Linked DNA regions of Homo sapiens: all the other regions are linked to region 3. A link is a contact called in ENCODE Hi-C or POLR2A ChIA-PET data. All regions are on one chromosome and are shown on one strand. Each heading gives the region's core, a stretch centred on a gene start or an enhancer-like site at or near the end of the contact. The rest is flanking DNA. Distances are from core to core; before and after follow the strand shown.

The links. Hi-C counts contacts between places; a loop is a spot of excess contacts on that map. ChIA-PET counts read pairs that join two places held with the same protein, here RNA polymerase II (POLR2A). Pooled maps may share reads with other maps.
Region 1: a loop to region 3 is called in a map of endothelial cell of umbilical vein, with 10 times the contacts of the local background. The contact joins two enhancer-like sites. A Hi-C loop is called at or near these places in 11 of 168 maps with a recorded cell type or tissue (A673, Calu3, IMR-90 and 7 more) and 10 of 50 pooled maps. POLR2A ChIA-PET finds 5 or more read pairs at or near these places in 2 of 52 experiments (AG04450 and PC-9).
Region 2: a pooled map shows a loop between it and region 3 (2.7-fold over the local background). The contact joins two enhancer-like sites. A Hi-C loop is called at or near these places in 2 of 168 maps with a recorded cell type or tissue (cardiac septum and endothelial cell of umbilical vein), 1 of 37 single-sample maps with no recorded cell type and 12 of 50 pooled maps.

The regions. Positions count from the first base shown.
Region 1 is chrX:13,210,056-13,214,938 of GRCh38, reverse strand. No RefSeq gene overlaps it. Among named protein-coding and RNA genes, the nearest start is that of LINC02154, 91 kb to the left of the region's middle. Within about 2 kb of position 2,363, at least 3 of the 41 ENCODE cell types and tissues checked have a DNase peak (open chromatin) inside an H3K27ac peak, as active enhancers do; they include endothelial cell of umbilical vein, where a contact is called at or near this core.
Region 2 is chrX:13,148,958-13,153,902 of GRCh38, reverse strand. No RefSeq gene overlaps it. Among named protein-coding and RNA genes, the nearest start is that of FAM9C, 110 kb to the right of the region's middle. RefSeq lists an enhancer at 918-1,517. Within about 2 kb of position 2,327, at least 3 of the 41 ENCODE cell types and tissues checked have a DNase peak (open chromatin) inside an H3K27ac peak, as active enhancers do.
Region 3 is chrX:13,485,642-13,490,333 of GRCh38, reverse strand. No RefSeq gene overlaps it. Among named protein-coding and RNA genes, the nearest start is that of EGFL6, 82 kb to the left of the region's middle. RefSeq lists an enhancer at 3,379-3,478. Within about 2 kb of position 2,038, at least 25 of the 41 ENCODE cell types and tissues checked have a DNase peak (open chromatin) inside an H3K27ac peak, as active enhancers do; they include endothelial cell of umbilical vein, where a contact is called at or near this core.

The DNA of each region.
Region 1 (4,883 bases), core at 1,114-3,613, 280 kb after region 3:
TTAGCTGGGTGTGGTGGCATGTTCCTGTAGTCCCAGCTACTCAGGAGACTGAGGCAGGAGAATCGCTTGAACCTGGGAGGAGGAGGTTGCCGTGAGCTGAGATCGCATCACTGCACTCCAGCCTGGGTGACGAAGCGAGACTCCATCTCAAAAAAAATAATAATAATAAAAATAAAAATAAATAAATAAATGACTTTGTCTCGGGTGTTTCTTTATAGCAAAGTGAGAATGGTCTAATATAGGCCCACTCAATAATCTCCCTGATTAGCAACCGAATTCCATCTGCAACCTTACTTCCCCTTTTCCCTGCCAAGTAACATATACACAGAATCTGGAAATTAGGTTGTAGACATCTCTGGGTGGCTCTTATTTTATTATTATAGAATAATAGTGTTCCACACATCTGTAAGTATTCCACACTTATGTGTCTCTTATTATTGAGCTTTTAGGTTGTGCTGTCTTATTACTGAGTTTTAGGTATCTTATTTTTAGTATGATATACAATATTATAATAAATGTCATTGTTCATTTTACTTTTTCCTTATTAGGTAAACCAATCTTTCTTAGCTACAGGTCTTTTCTCTCTTAAAGGGGGAAATTATAGACAGAAGAGATGTTCTGAGCAGATGTTGGCACTGAAAGTCGTGTAATTTAGCAAAAATAATACTGGAATTCTAGTCCATACCCCTCCTCCAGCATTTACTAGCTGAGCAATTTTGGACAAGTCACATAATGCATTGGAAAATTTTCCTTATCTGCAGAAAGGGAGCACCCCTTACCCAGGCATTATCACAAGCTCAAATGAGATGATGTAAACTGTGATGTAACTGTATCATTAGAGGTCATAGTGGTGACTATCATGACTATGATAATCTTTTTTCTAGTCTGAATATGTTCATATATGATAATAATGTAATAATTGAAACTATATCAGAGAGCATGGCCTTATTATTATTTTTAATAATTTCTAGTAATAACCCACCTCAAATCATTTATCTTGTCTAAAAGGAGAAGGAAAATGAGAAATATTATCCTAGTAGGAATCAGGCTGAGAAAGAACGCTTTTTTTGAAATTTTAATTATAATTCCAAACTATGCTTCACTTCCTCCCTTGCTCCCTGTAGCCAACCTGGCATCAGTGTAGCCTTGCCATCAGCAGGGCAGTCTCACTCCATGGCCTTCACATTTGTTATTTCACCTTTGTGGAATGTTCTCTCTCAAACATCTGCTTGGCTCCCTTCTCCTTCTTTGCTCAAACATCTCCACAAACATTACGTCCCTGGATCAACTGCTATAAAGCTGCTCTACCACCGCCACCCTGGGCATTCCCAACCCTCTTCCCTTTATTCATTTTTTTTCCTATATCACCACTAGGGTCTAAATTCCATAAAGGCAGGGATTTGTGTCTGTTTTATTTGCTGTGCTGTGTTCCATGCCTAAAATGGTCCGCTATATATTATGCATTTAATAATTGTGTTAAATGATTGAACTGATTTTAATGCAGTCCAAGAAATTCATCCATTGGGCTAATGGACTCTTTTTAGCAGTAGTTTTCTCCATTAAGGCATACTCTTCACACTGATTTGGGCAGCAACAGGCCTGTGGGGAGAGCAGGCAGACGCAAAAGAGTGTGCACATTTATGAAGCTTTTATCAGAAAAACAAATGCCCAAAATGACTGTTTACTCTGATTTTTAAAACTGAGGTATAAACAGAGAGCCATGGACTGGGCATAGTGGCTTACGCCTGTAATCCCAGCACTTTGGGAGGCTGAGGCAGGAGGATTGCTTGAGGCCAGGAGTTTGAGATCAGCCTGGGCAACATAGTGAGACCCCCATCTCTATATAATAAATAAACAAGACTTTTTAAAAATGAATAAGCAAAAGAGCCATGTTGTGTAGTTTACAGTGGTTGGTTTGGAGAAAGAACAAAGAAAGAAGCCATAAATGAAGACTTTTGCATAAAGATAAATCCAGGTGGATACGTCGCTCAGTCCTGTGAAGCTGTCTTTGTGGCCTTTGGTTGAAAGCTGTTGTCGTCATTACGCACACCTTGGTTTAATGTTGAAAGGCAGAAATGAATAGAAATTGGTATTTAATCTGTACGTATAGCAGAAATCCACTGAGGTGGTAAACTAATTGAATCTCAGCACGCCCTTCATGCATCTACAGCAGGAAAAGCCTGTGTTAGAGAGAGATGAATACCTTGCTGAGTACTTTCACTTTATTCATCTTTATGAACTTTTCATAAACTAATTTTAATTGTCCTTTACCCACAAGCAATAAGGACTCACCACCCCCCTGCCCTGCTTGGACATGCTGTTATTTTACACTCATGCATTTGTAACTCTTGCCTAATTTTATTCCCCCTGTTCAGAAAAATAGAACAGCTGTTAGTCCCAGCTTCCTGGCTGTTCTCTCAGCTTCCCCTTCCTTCCTGTCCTTCTACTCCAGGCCCATGGTATTTCTCTTAAAGCAAGTTTTCAAAACATCAAGGTAGATAAAGATCTAGGAATCATAATTCTTGTATACTCCTTAAGCACAATGTTGGTTTTTTTTTTCTTTTTGTCTTGGATCCCATATCCCTAACAATGCAACTGTGCCAAGAATCCATTTGGAAAGTAAAGCCAAGATATATCCCTGTGCAACTAGCAGCAGATAAACAGCTTTCAGTTTAATCCTAATGAGAATGAGCAAATGGACACCGATACTTGGCTTAGTATTTCACCAGGATAATCCCTTTCCCATGCAGTGAAACTCTTCTGTGACCTATTTGTGTGAGTGTGTGTCTGTAGATATAGTCTCCCTTTATCCATGGGGGATACATTCCAAGATCCCCAGTGGATGCCTGAAACCCTGGATAACACTGAACCCTATATGAACTGTTTTTTCCTATGCATACATACCTATGATAAAGTGTAATTTATAAATTAAGCATGGTAAGAGATGAACAATAACTAAAAGTAAAATAGAACCATTATAATATACTGCAATAAAGTTAAATAAATGTGGTGTCTCCTTCTCTCTTTCAAAATATCTTTTTTTTTCTTTTTTTTTTTGAGACCGAGTCTCACTCTGTCACCCAGACTGGAGTGCAGTCGAGTGACCTTGGCACAGTGCAACCTCTGCCTCCTGGGTTCAAACAATTCTCCTGCTTCAGTCTCCCAAGTAGCTGGGACTACAGGTGTGTGCCACCACTCCTGGCTAGTTTATGTATTTTTAGTAGAGATGGGGTTTCACTATGTTGGCCAGGCTGGTCTCCAACTCCTGATGTCAAACGATCAGCCCGCCTTGGCCTCCCAAAGTTCTGGGGTTACAGGCGTGAGCCACTGTGCCCAGCCTCAAAATATCTTATTATACTATACTCATACTTATTTTCCAACGTTGGTTGAACATGGGTAACTGAAATCATGGAAAGTGAAACCCCAGATTATTTTGTATTTATTCTCCTAGGACATGAAGTGTTTAATTCTGGTAGTATTTAGAAATTTCTAGAAAATCCATTTGAATGTTCAAGTGAATGGAAGAATATGTCACACTTGTCTTTGGTGAAGTCATGAGTGTATTGGAGGATTTCCACTCACAAAGATGGCCTCCTTCAACCTAAATGGTAACACAACTGCCAGGAAAAATGTGGGGGGAATTTAATCCAGGTGCTCTCACCCAGCCCTATTTCAGTGGACTCCAGTCTTGCATACCAATTCAGAATGTTCAAGCTTCAGCTCTAGGGTTCAAATGAGAGTAGACACAAAGGGGCATCTTGAGTCCAGTGCCAGTTCACGACATCCAATTTGGGCCTGAGTCAATTACTGGTGGGAAGAAGTTGGCCAGTTCCAAGAGAGTCCTGTAATTAACTATCAATTAATGTGGTGGGAAATTTATATAGAGACCAGAATATGGAACTAGGAATCAGGATCAAAACTTCATTTTAAAGATACTAGATGTGAGACTTCCTCAGCAGATCCAAAACAAGGTTGGTGAGACCAGGGGCAATCTATGGGACAACTAGCTAATATTTCAGTTTGGGGATAAAATTAGACTCACAACTCTGGATATTTGGAAACTAGATTTGATTCTTCTCTGAATGATAAAATTAGCTTGAGGGGATGATTACTGAAAGTGAACGATTCAAAGAAATACCAAGAATTCACCAACAAACAGGACTTCAGGAAATTTGAGATATCTGATTAAATTTTTGGAAATTCTAGAAAGTTTATTTTATGTTGATAACCAAAAAAAGAACATTTTTTTTTTGCTAGTGGGTTTTAAATTTTTTTTATTATACTTTAAGTTCTAGGGTACATGTGCACAATGTGCAGGTTTGTTACGTAGGTATACATGTGCCATGTTGGTTTGCTGCACCCATCAACCCTTCATTTACATTAGGTATTTCTCCTAATGCTATCGCTCCCCCAGCCCACCACCCCCCAACAGGCCCTGGTGTATGATGTTCACCTCCCTGTGTCCATGTGTTCTCATTGTTCAACTCCCACTTATGAGTGAGAACATGCAGTGTTTGGTTCTCTGTCCTTGTGGTGATTTGCTGAGAACGATGGTTTCCAGCTTCATCCATGTCCCTGCAAAGGATATGAGTTCATCCTTTTTTATGGCTGCATAGTATTCCATGGTGTATATGTGCCACATTTTCTTTATCTGGCCTATTATTGATGGACATTTGGGTTGGTTCCACGTCTTTGCTATTGTGAATAGTGCTGCAATAAACATACACATGCATATGTCTTTATAGTAGCATGATTTATAATCCTTTGGGTATATACCCAGTAATGGGATTGCTGGGTCAAATGGTATTTCTAGTTCTAGATCCTTGAGGAATCACCACACTGTCTTCCACAATGGTTGAACTATTTACACTCCCACCAACACA
Region 2 (4,945 bases), core at 1,078-3,577, 340 kb after region 3:
CCAATCTTAGGTTTTACACTAGTGATGTTATCTACGGGAGCAATTGGGGAAGTCACAAATCTTATAATTTCTGCCACATGACTCCTGAGTAGTAAGGGATTACAGAAGCAAGCTAGGAGGCTGGGCATGGTGGCTTACATCTGTAATTCCAACACTTTGGGAGGCTGAGGTGGGAGGATCTCTTGAACTCAGCAGTTCAAGGCCAGCCTGAGCAATATAGTGAGACCCTGTCTCTTTAAAAAATAAAAATAAAATAGAAAGCAAGTTAGGGAACAATGGCTGGTTATCGTTTACACCTACATCTCAGCAGAATTCAGGCCCCTCCCATAATCCTAATCTTGTGGCCCTTCATTAGTTTTACAAAGGTAGTTTTAGTCCCTGAACAAGGAGGGGTTCTGGGAGGAACTATTATCATCCTTGCTTCAATGTTAAACTGTAAACTAAATTCCTCCCACGGTTAGCTTGGCCTATGCCCAGGAATGAGCAAGAATAGCCAGATTGTGAGGCTAGAAGCAAGATGGAGCCAGCCATGCTAGACTTCTGTCACTGTCATGATGTTTGCAAAGGTGGTTTCAGAAGGAGGCCAAAGCAGAAATGGTCACAGATCCATTCATAGATGAGGAGGGGCTGCAGAGAGAAGAAAGTGGTTAGCCATGATACTCTTAATGTTTTCTTAGAATGTAATGGCCCAAGGGGTTCTTTCCTGCCCCCTACACAAAGAAAGACCATGGTATTGTAGCAAAGGAAGAGTTTAATAGACAGGCTGGCCACACCACATGGGAGATGGAGTTAGTACTCAAATCATTCTCCAAAGCTCACAAGTTAGGCGTTTCTCAAAGGCATCTTTGGGGGAAGGGGTGGGGGTGGCTAGGCTTGCAGCTGGTTGGTTGGTGCAGAGATGAAATCATAGCCAGTTGCACCTGTTCTCCTGTGTGCTGAATTGCTTCTGGGTGGGACCACAGGAGCAGAGTTGGAGGGTCCAGGTGGAGCCATGGGTGTCAGACATACAAAAAGCCTGAAAAGATATCTCAAAAGGCCAATCTTAAGTTCTACAATAGTGATGTTATTTGTAGGAGTAATTGGGGAAATTGCATATCTTATAACCTCTGGAATAATGGCTGGCAATTGTTCATGTTTGCATCTTAGCAGAACCCAGGCTGCTCTCCTCCCCGCAGCCTGATGGCCTTCCATTAGCGTTACAAAAGCGATTGAGTTTTACGGGAGGCTTTTTATCATTTAAACTGCAGCCTAAATGTCTCTCAAAATCAGCTTGGCCCAAAAGCCCAGGAATAATTAAAGGAAAGGCAAACTGTGGGGTGGGTTAGCTCAGCTCACCGTTACAACTTTTCTCGCAAAGGCAATTTCAAGAAGCTCCCTGCATTACTGCCCACAGCAACGAGTCTCCTTTTAACATGCAGATTCACGTCGATCATAACGAGCTCAACTTGCATCTGAAGACTGGAGACTCTCACTGACACATCTTAACCCACAATGTGTACTATCCAGGCAGAATATTTGCAAGGTCTACCCTTCTCCTTTTAAATCAAAATTCAGCCCACCTTCAGCTTGGTATTCCTGCCACACAGAGCCCCTGAGAGCTTCAGCAGAGAACTGGCTGATGTGTTCTGAGTGTTGTTTTCTTTGATTCCTTGTGAGTGGCATTTTCTTTTATTTCTTCCTGTGTCTCTTTAATTACTGGCAGCTCCAGAAGCAATGAGAAGCTGGGAGGAAAGACTTCGTCAGAAAGCTTCAGGCTGAGAGGAGAGCTTGAAAGATAGGGATCTGCCAGCACCTCTGTGGTTATCGACTCTTTCATGTAACCACTTACCAGAGTATATCAGACAGTATTTTGCAGTAACGAAGACAGAGCCATAGCAACCAGACTACAAAGAGAAGCCCAGGGTTCTGGAAATGGCTCCAAGTCTCTGAAGAGATGTTAGCATTTCACAGCTTCCATTTCTTTTTGTGTTTGTTTCCTTTTGGTAGCCACTGGAGACAAGCCGTGTTTTCTTTACACACCCCAAAACTAGGGAAATTTTTATTTACCACAGCTGGGTATATGAGCCTAAGACTGGAATTCTTCAGTTAACAGTCATGTTAAATGGAAATTCATTTTCTCAGTCAGGAAAACTATCCTCAGAACATATTTTCTGAGCCGCTATCTAATATCTGGTGCTTTTTCACACTAATAATAATCTTTTTCTCCTTCCTAAAAAACTGAAAGTTATAATTAAGTAGAGGAAGCAAAAAACCCTTCCCTTGACACTGTACTAGTTATGTGGAAGTCCTTCATCAGGAATGAGTCACTCACGTAAATTGAAAGCTGCTCTGGGTCCCCACCTTTGAGTTAGAGTCCCCGCAACTTCTCTACTATAGCTATGTGGGCTTTTACAAAAGAATAATGATGTGAGACTCCAAAAGAGGACAAAACTTGTGACTATGCTTGTGAAGGTAAGCATGACACTGTATTGTCCATTTGGGGGCCACCCCTCTGGTGAAATAGGTGCCTACTGTCCCTTATTACCCACCAAAACATGTATCCACCCTATGTTTAAAATTGTGTAGGCTACCAAAAGAATTGAAAGTAGGGACAGAAACAAATACTTGTACATGCATGTGCATAGTAGCACCATTCACCATAGCCAAGAGGTAGAAACAACCCAAATATTTATCAGTGGATGAATGGATAAACAAAATATGGTCTATCCATACAATGGAAAATTATTCAGCCATAAAAAGTAAAGCAGTACTGATAAACACTGTAGCACAAATTAACCTGAAAGAATTATGCTAAGTGAAAGAAGCCAGACACAAAAGGCCACACATTGTACGATTCCATTTATAGGAAATGTCCAGAAAAAGCAAATCCATGGAAAGAGAAAGCAGATTGTTGATGGCCAGAGGCTGGAGGTAGAGGGCAGTGAGGAATGACCACTAAGGAAAATGGTGCTTCCTTTTGGGGCAATGAAAAAGTTCTGGAACTTTTCATTATGTGCCAAAAGTGCTAAAAGAATATGCTGAAAGTCACTGAATTGTATACTTTAAAGTGGTTAATTTTGTGTTATGTAAATTTTACTTCAATTTTTGAAATTCCCATATTCTTCTTTTAAAAATTTTATATATTATGATAGAGACAAGGTCTTGCTGTGTTGCTCAGGCTGGTCTCAAATTCCTGAGTCCAAGTGATCCTCCTTGCCTTGGCCTCCTGAAGTGCTGGGATTACAGGCATGAGCCACTGTGCCTTGCCATATTCTTGAAAAGTGCTAAGAGAGTAGATTTAAGTGTTTTCACCACAAAAAAAAATTATAAGAATGTGAGGTAATAAATATTAATTGTCTCGACTTAGCCATTCCATGATATATACATATTTTAAAACAACGTGTTGTAAATGATAAATATATACGATTTTATTTGTCAATTTAAGTAAATAAATTTAAAAGTAAAAAAAGAATTTTAAGAAAAAACTCTCTCCAAAAAATATTTACAAGTCACAGTTGTCATGATGTCACATAAAAACTTTTTAAATATAAATATTATACTCAAAATATTAAAGAAAAATTATAATTAAAGCAGACTGACAGACAGGTGTATTCAATTCATTCTGTTAATATTAAGTAAGCCTTCTGTTCTCAACTAGAGGGGGAAAGATAGGCAAACAAACTGCTCACTGCTGTGATAAGGACGGGAGCAGGGTGGGAAAGTGGGAGTTGGGATAGCTGCTTTGCTCAAAGAGCTCATAGAAGACAAACATTGACAGCATGCCTTGTACTAGGAGGCCACACCCTGCCCCAGCTTGAATCTCAAGAAAAGTTAATGAGAAAGGCAAGGCAGAACTTGGTTTGGAGCTCAAAGGAATGATAAAGAGCATAGTAAATATTAATGAGAGTTTAGAGATGGAAAAGCTCTCAGAAGCTGGACTCCTCACAGGCTGAAAGCACAGAGTAGGCCTGAGTTCTAAGTGAGAATCAGGAGTCAGGGTGTCTAGTCCTTGGTTAGGTCACTACATGACTATGAACTTGGCCATGCCGTGTAACTTCCTGGGTCTTGGCTTTCTTTGCTAAGTGCTTCCCCAGACTGAGCTGGCATCACAAATGTCTGTGGAACATTTAAAACATAGACTCCCCTAGGGCTGGAGAGACAGCACCTCGGAAACGAACCAGTAGTTCACAGACTTGAAGCCCCTGGGACTTGCGAATACTCAGATTGCTGGTCCCCATTCCTAGAGTTTCTGATTCAGTAGGTCTAAGGTGGAGACCTGAAATTTTCCATCTCTAACAAGTTCCCAGTGAAGGTGATGGCTCATCACACACTGAGAACCACTGAGGAAAAACTAAACTAGTCATTACCAACTCTGGCTGGTCATCAGAATCACCTGGAAAATATTTAATAAATACCAGGGCCCCACTTCATATGTAGTGAACCAGGGATCCTCTACAGTCTAGACCCTTCTGTCTAGCTCTAGGTCTCATGATGCTTCTGGAACATGAGCCTGGGACTGGGCTCTTATAGTGAGTGGGATTTGGAGTAAGCTAGAGGAGGACACTGGCATTCTGCTTGGGTCAGAATGAGCAGTAACAAGCTCTGGGGCAGGAATCAGCAAGCTATGGTGATGGTTATGGGAACCATGACCCAACTCATCTTAGGTAATATTTATTAACCACTCACTGCATTTATTTATCACCTAAAGAAGTGAGGGAGGGAGATACAATAGGAAAAGAAAAGTGACTTTTGCACAGAGATGCTTGGGAGAGGCCCGAGGAAACTTCACAAAAAGTTCCAGACAGTGTAAGTGCTAGTCTGCCAATATCTATTCCTGTATTCTTTTTATTTTCCCCCAGAACTAAGTCTAAATAATAACAGAGGCATTTAAAATAAAAATCTTGGGGCATAAATTCCTAAGGAATGAAATCCAATGTACTGATGTCTTAGCAAAAAATATGTCCTT
Region 3 (4,692 bases), core at 789-3,288:
AGCCCCATGAAAGAAAGTTCTATTATTTTGTCTATACAGGTCTACTTTCTTCTAATTGTCCATCTTAGTACCCCATCCACCCTGGCCACATATATGAACTCATAACCTAGGCAAAGGCAATCGGAAACTTTCCTTGGGATTTAAAACATAGGATTTAAGAGAAGGCATCCTTTTTTCTTTTGGAAGATGGAGGTGGGGAAATATGAACCCAAAAGTGGCCAGCAGCCATGGTTTCTTTCTCATAGGAAAAGCCAATCTCAAGAGAAAAGAGAATGAAATTAGCACTGATGAAAGATGGAGAAAACTTTGATGCAATTTAGCCTCTTGATTCCTGTCCTCTCTGAGATCTAGCTGCACTTCTGACCTTAATGTTGATTAACATAGGCAGATAAATCCTCCCTTGGTCAAGTTGGGTTCCGTTACTTAAATCCAAAAGGGTTCAAGTGATAGATGTTTGAAACCAGATTTTTTTTTTCAGCAAAGTGTTTAATTAATGCAGAGCTAGCGAAGCAGAAGGATTGGAGTTATTATTTAAATCAGCCTCCCCAAGAATTCAGATGGTAGCGTTTTTATGAATAATTTGGTGGGCAGAGGGCTGGGGAATGGGTGCTGCTGATTAGTTAATGATAAAATCATAGGGGTGTGGAAAATAGTCCTTGTGAGCTAAGCCTGCCTCTGGGTGGGGGCCAAAGGACTGGTTGAGTCATGAGTCCCGAGTTCGGGTGGAGTCAGCCGGTTGCTAGAATGCAAAATGAAATCAGAAATGTTTAGAAACATCTAAGTAGGTAGGTAATCCAACTATGACCCTTTGATAATGGGATGAATTCAGCTATAAAGAGGCTATATAACAAAATGCCTTATAAAGTACAAGGTATGACTTTTGTAGAAGATGATAAAAACACTTTTGAAAGTAAAAACTAGGGAGAGAACAAATACTGAAGCATTAATATCGATGTTGTTTGCGGCCTTTCATTTCCAGTCATTTCCATTTGCAAAGTATTAATTATAACCGTGATTAAGTTTGCCTTGTAGATTGCATTTGGATGAACTCTAAGGCAGATGTGCAGATTCATTATTTTATATCTCAGTTAATTTACATGTCCCTAGGAAAGCACATTAAATCATACAACTCATCTTTCATCAGAGTTGAACACTTGTATTTATTTGTTTTAAATTCGTATCTTCATGCAAAGCCATTGCCTTCCATCTCCCTAAGTGAGAACTGTATTTTATTTTTCTTTCCCAAAGAAACAAACTCAGGAATCTAATAATGAACCCAAATTGGTTTACTGGGAAAGGACAGGGAAACAAATGGAGATGCTGTCCAAGTATGCTGCCACCCAAGGAGAACCCTGCTCCCAAGAAGTCGTTTTATTTCTAAGCAAATTGTCCTGAATATATAAAGCTCACAGGCCCTCTTCCAAACCACAATTTTCTCTCAGCAGGACATCTGAAATGGAATTGTGATTGCTGCCTGTGCTATCCCTCAAGTCTCTCTCATCCGACACAGAACCCAGCCTAGTTAAGACGGTCAAAATCCCAAGTTTGGCTTCCCTATTTAATGTGTAAAATGTTTCCTTTTTTGTTTTTTGTTTGTTTGTTTGGAGATGGAGTCTCGCTCTGTCGCCCAGGCTGGAGTACAGTGGCACAATCTTGGCTAACTGCAACCTCTGCCTCCCGGGTTCAAGCGATTCTCCTTCCTCAGCCTCCCAAGTAGCTGGGATTACAGGTGCCCACAACCATGCCCAGCTAATTTTTGTATTTTTAGTAGAGATGGGGTTTCACCATATTGGCCAGGCTGGTCTTGAACTCCCGACCTTGTGATTTGCCCGCCTCAGCCTCCCTAAGTGCTGGGATTACAGGCCTGAGCCACCGTGCCTGGCAAAAATGTTTAAGTCTGATTTACATGGAGCTGGAACGTTTCCTTTGAAATTAAAAACCAAAAATCACAGATGACAGCAGAGGGCACCCTTCCCTCTCATATGCAGTTGACACTCTCACCACCTGGGGAAAAAGATTTTGTTTTTCTGGGTTTCTTGGGGTTGACAATGGACACACACTCCAGTTTGAGATGACACACCCGTTACTGGTTGATCCTGTCTCTCCCCATTCCATTTTCCTTTCCTCTCTGAGCTGACTGACCTTATCTTTGGGGAACCACAGAATAAAAGGAGTGGTTGCCGGCAGAATCCCTGAGGAATGTATTTTTTTCTGTACAGCTTGCAATGCTCCAGAAAGGACTAGAAGTCTTGCTTCTTTGTGGAGGCCTAAATGCGTAGTTGAGATTTGTGTTGGGTCCAGTCCCCCAATTATATTCCCCTAAGGGAAAGCAGACAGGAAGCTATAAAATTCAGAACATTCATGCCCTTAGCCTCCATTTCTCATTGTGCAATCTCCTTGTTTGGGACCCACACTGTTCCTGCTGTCAGCAGTAATGAATGCACACAGCACATGTTGGGGTCAGAATGAAGGATACTTGAGAAACATCAGTTTAGAGAATCGTGGGTGAATGTTAGCCCACATAATCTCCCCCAACAGAAGAGCTGTTTCAGCAGCAGCTGGGAAATGCAGTCAGCATCATGGCTAGAAGGAAAATGAGTGAAATTATTACAGAAAAATGGCAGATTCTAAATATTTTCCTACGAGTCCTTTAAGAAGCAATGCATATGAAAACATTTACTTCTTGGGTCAATATTTTATATTTAATCTAGATAAAATGCCTACTTCCTTTATCTGACTCTCCATTGTTTTTCACGATTGTGGTTTTGATCTGGACTTTTCATCCTGCCCCCAATAGCCCTACAAAGAGGGCTCAAGATTGCCAAATAAGGCAATAGGTTCCTGCCCATCACCACATGTGGTCATGGCTGGGCTATGTGTGGAGGCAGCCAAGGAAACAGGAAAACTACAACCTTTTTTGGAAAGTCTCCTGTCTTTCTGCCTGGAGAAACGTGAGAATTGCTTCAGTGACTCATTCCCTCAAGGTTGTGGGGAGGATGAATTTTGGCTTAAATGCCTTTTAATTTGCAGGTTTAATGGTGAAAGTTACCAATCAGAGCAGGGTATGTATTCATCATCATTCATTTAAAACCTTTTCTTTAATTTGGAGAGCCACCACGTAAGAAATGTTTTGAAGGTGAAACCCCGTCTCTACTAAAAATACAAAAAATTAGCCGAGCGTGGTGGCAGGTGCCTGCAGTCCCAGCTACTCAGGAGGCTGGGGCAGGAGAATGGCGTGAACCCAGGAGGCGGAGCTTACAGTGAGCCGAGATCGCACCATTGCACTCCAGCCTGGGTGACAGAACGAGACTCCGTCTCAAAAAAAAAAAAATGCTTTGTGGTCAGCATTCTCTCTCCTTGGACTGCCTGGTATTCTCTTTCTTATAGTGACATTGTCTGCTAACAGAAGACAAATGTGCCAGGATGATGGTGATGTCCTAAGTGAGAATCATCTACTCAATCTCTTACTTCAAAATGTTTTCCTAAAAACTCTTGCCCCAAACCCCTTCAGATGTTAGATGGCAGTTGACAATAGAATGGGGGATTGGTAGGAATTATGGGGCAGCACAGACGATCTATCTAGGATGCATGCATGTAGTTGTAGACTTTATCAGATATGTGTGGACTGAAGAGCTATATAAAGGAAAAGCCCATAGTATGGGTGGTTTTTGAAAATCATAGCTAAGATGAATTCTGGGCTCTGAATGGATTCACACACACACTAGGCTTGCCCCAGACTTCAACTCTTTTTAAAACCATAGTTTAAACTTTGCTACCAAGGACCAAGCACTTGGTGGTGTAAAGTAGTGATCAGGGCACCACCTCTTTTTCTCCGCCTGTCCTTCTGAAGCATTCCCCTGCCTCTGACTAGATTACCGTCTGTTTAAAGACAAGACCAGATTTATGTTTTTTGGATTTCCATTCAGTGTCCACCACTTACATATTATAGGTGCCCAATTAACATGTGTTGAACAAATACAGTTGGAAGAGCCACCCCTGCTCTTTGCTGCGGACAAGGGAAAATACATCTCTATGCTTTTTCCTTTCCATTTCAGAAACTAGAAGGGGGTGGTAACCCTGCCTTAGAATTTTTTCTGGTCCAAGGTAAAGAATAGTGTCTGATTCTGATCTTGTGCCAAGCCTTTGTATACTTCATTTCTAAAAGTAGAAATTAAAGGTAAATGGCCCTGCTGTTTGAAGTGGTGCTATTATAGGCTTTGCTTCTTGTGTACTACGATGCCCCTAGCAATATTCTTCTTAGAAGCAGGACGATGTGAATAGAGAACCCACCTTCTATACAGCAGTAATATATGTTGGTGTTTCCATCGTGGGAAGGAGAACCAAGGCAGATTCAATTGTCCCTTCATGGATTGAGACTCCCCAGTTTCTGAGAATCACTGTCCTTTGCAAGTGTGTGTGTGTACACACATGTGCACATGCATGTAACAATACAAGTCCACCAAGAAGTAGTTACTCGTAGGAAACTGAGACACTGCAGGAAGAATAACAGAGTCTCCTTCCTGCCACTGACAGGTGCTTCAGAGGGTTTTCAGAGTAGCCCAGACTGTGGCTCCTCCATACTGAATGTTTCTAGGCATTATCATGTCCTGAGGGTGGCCATGGTGGAGAAAGGACCTAGACAAGTCCAAATATTGTCCATAGGGAGAAGGCTTGAAAATGGAAATGTGAAGA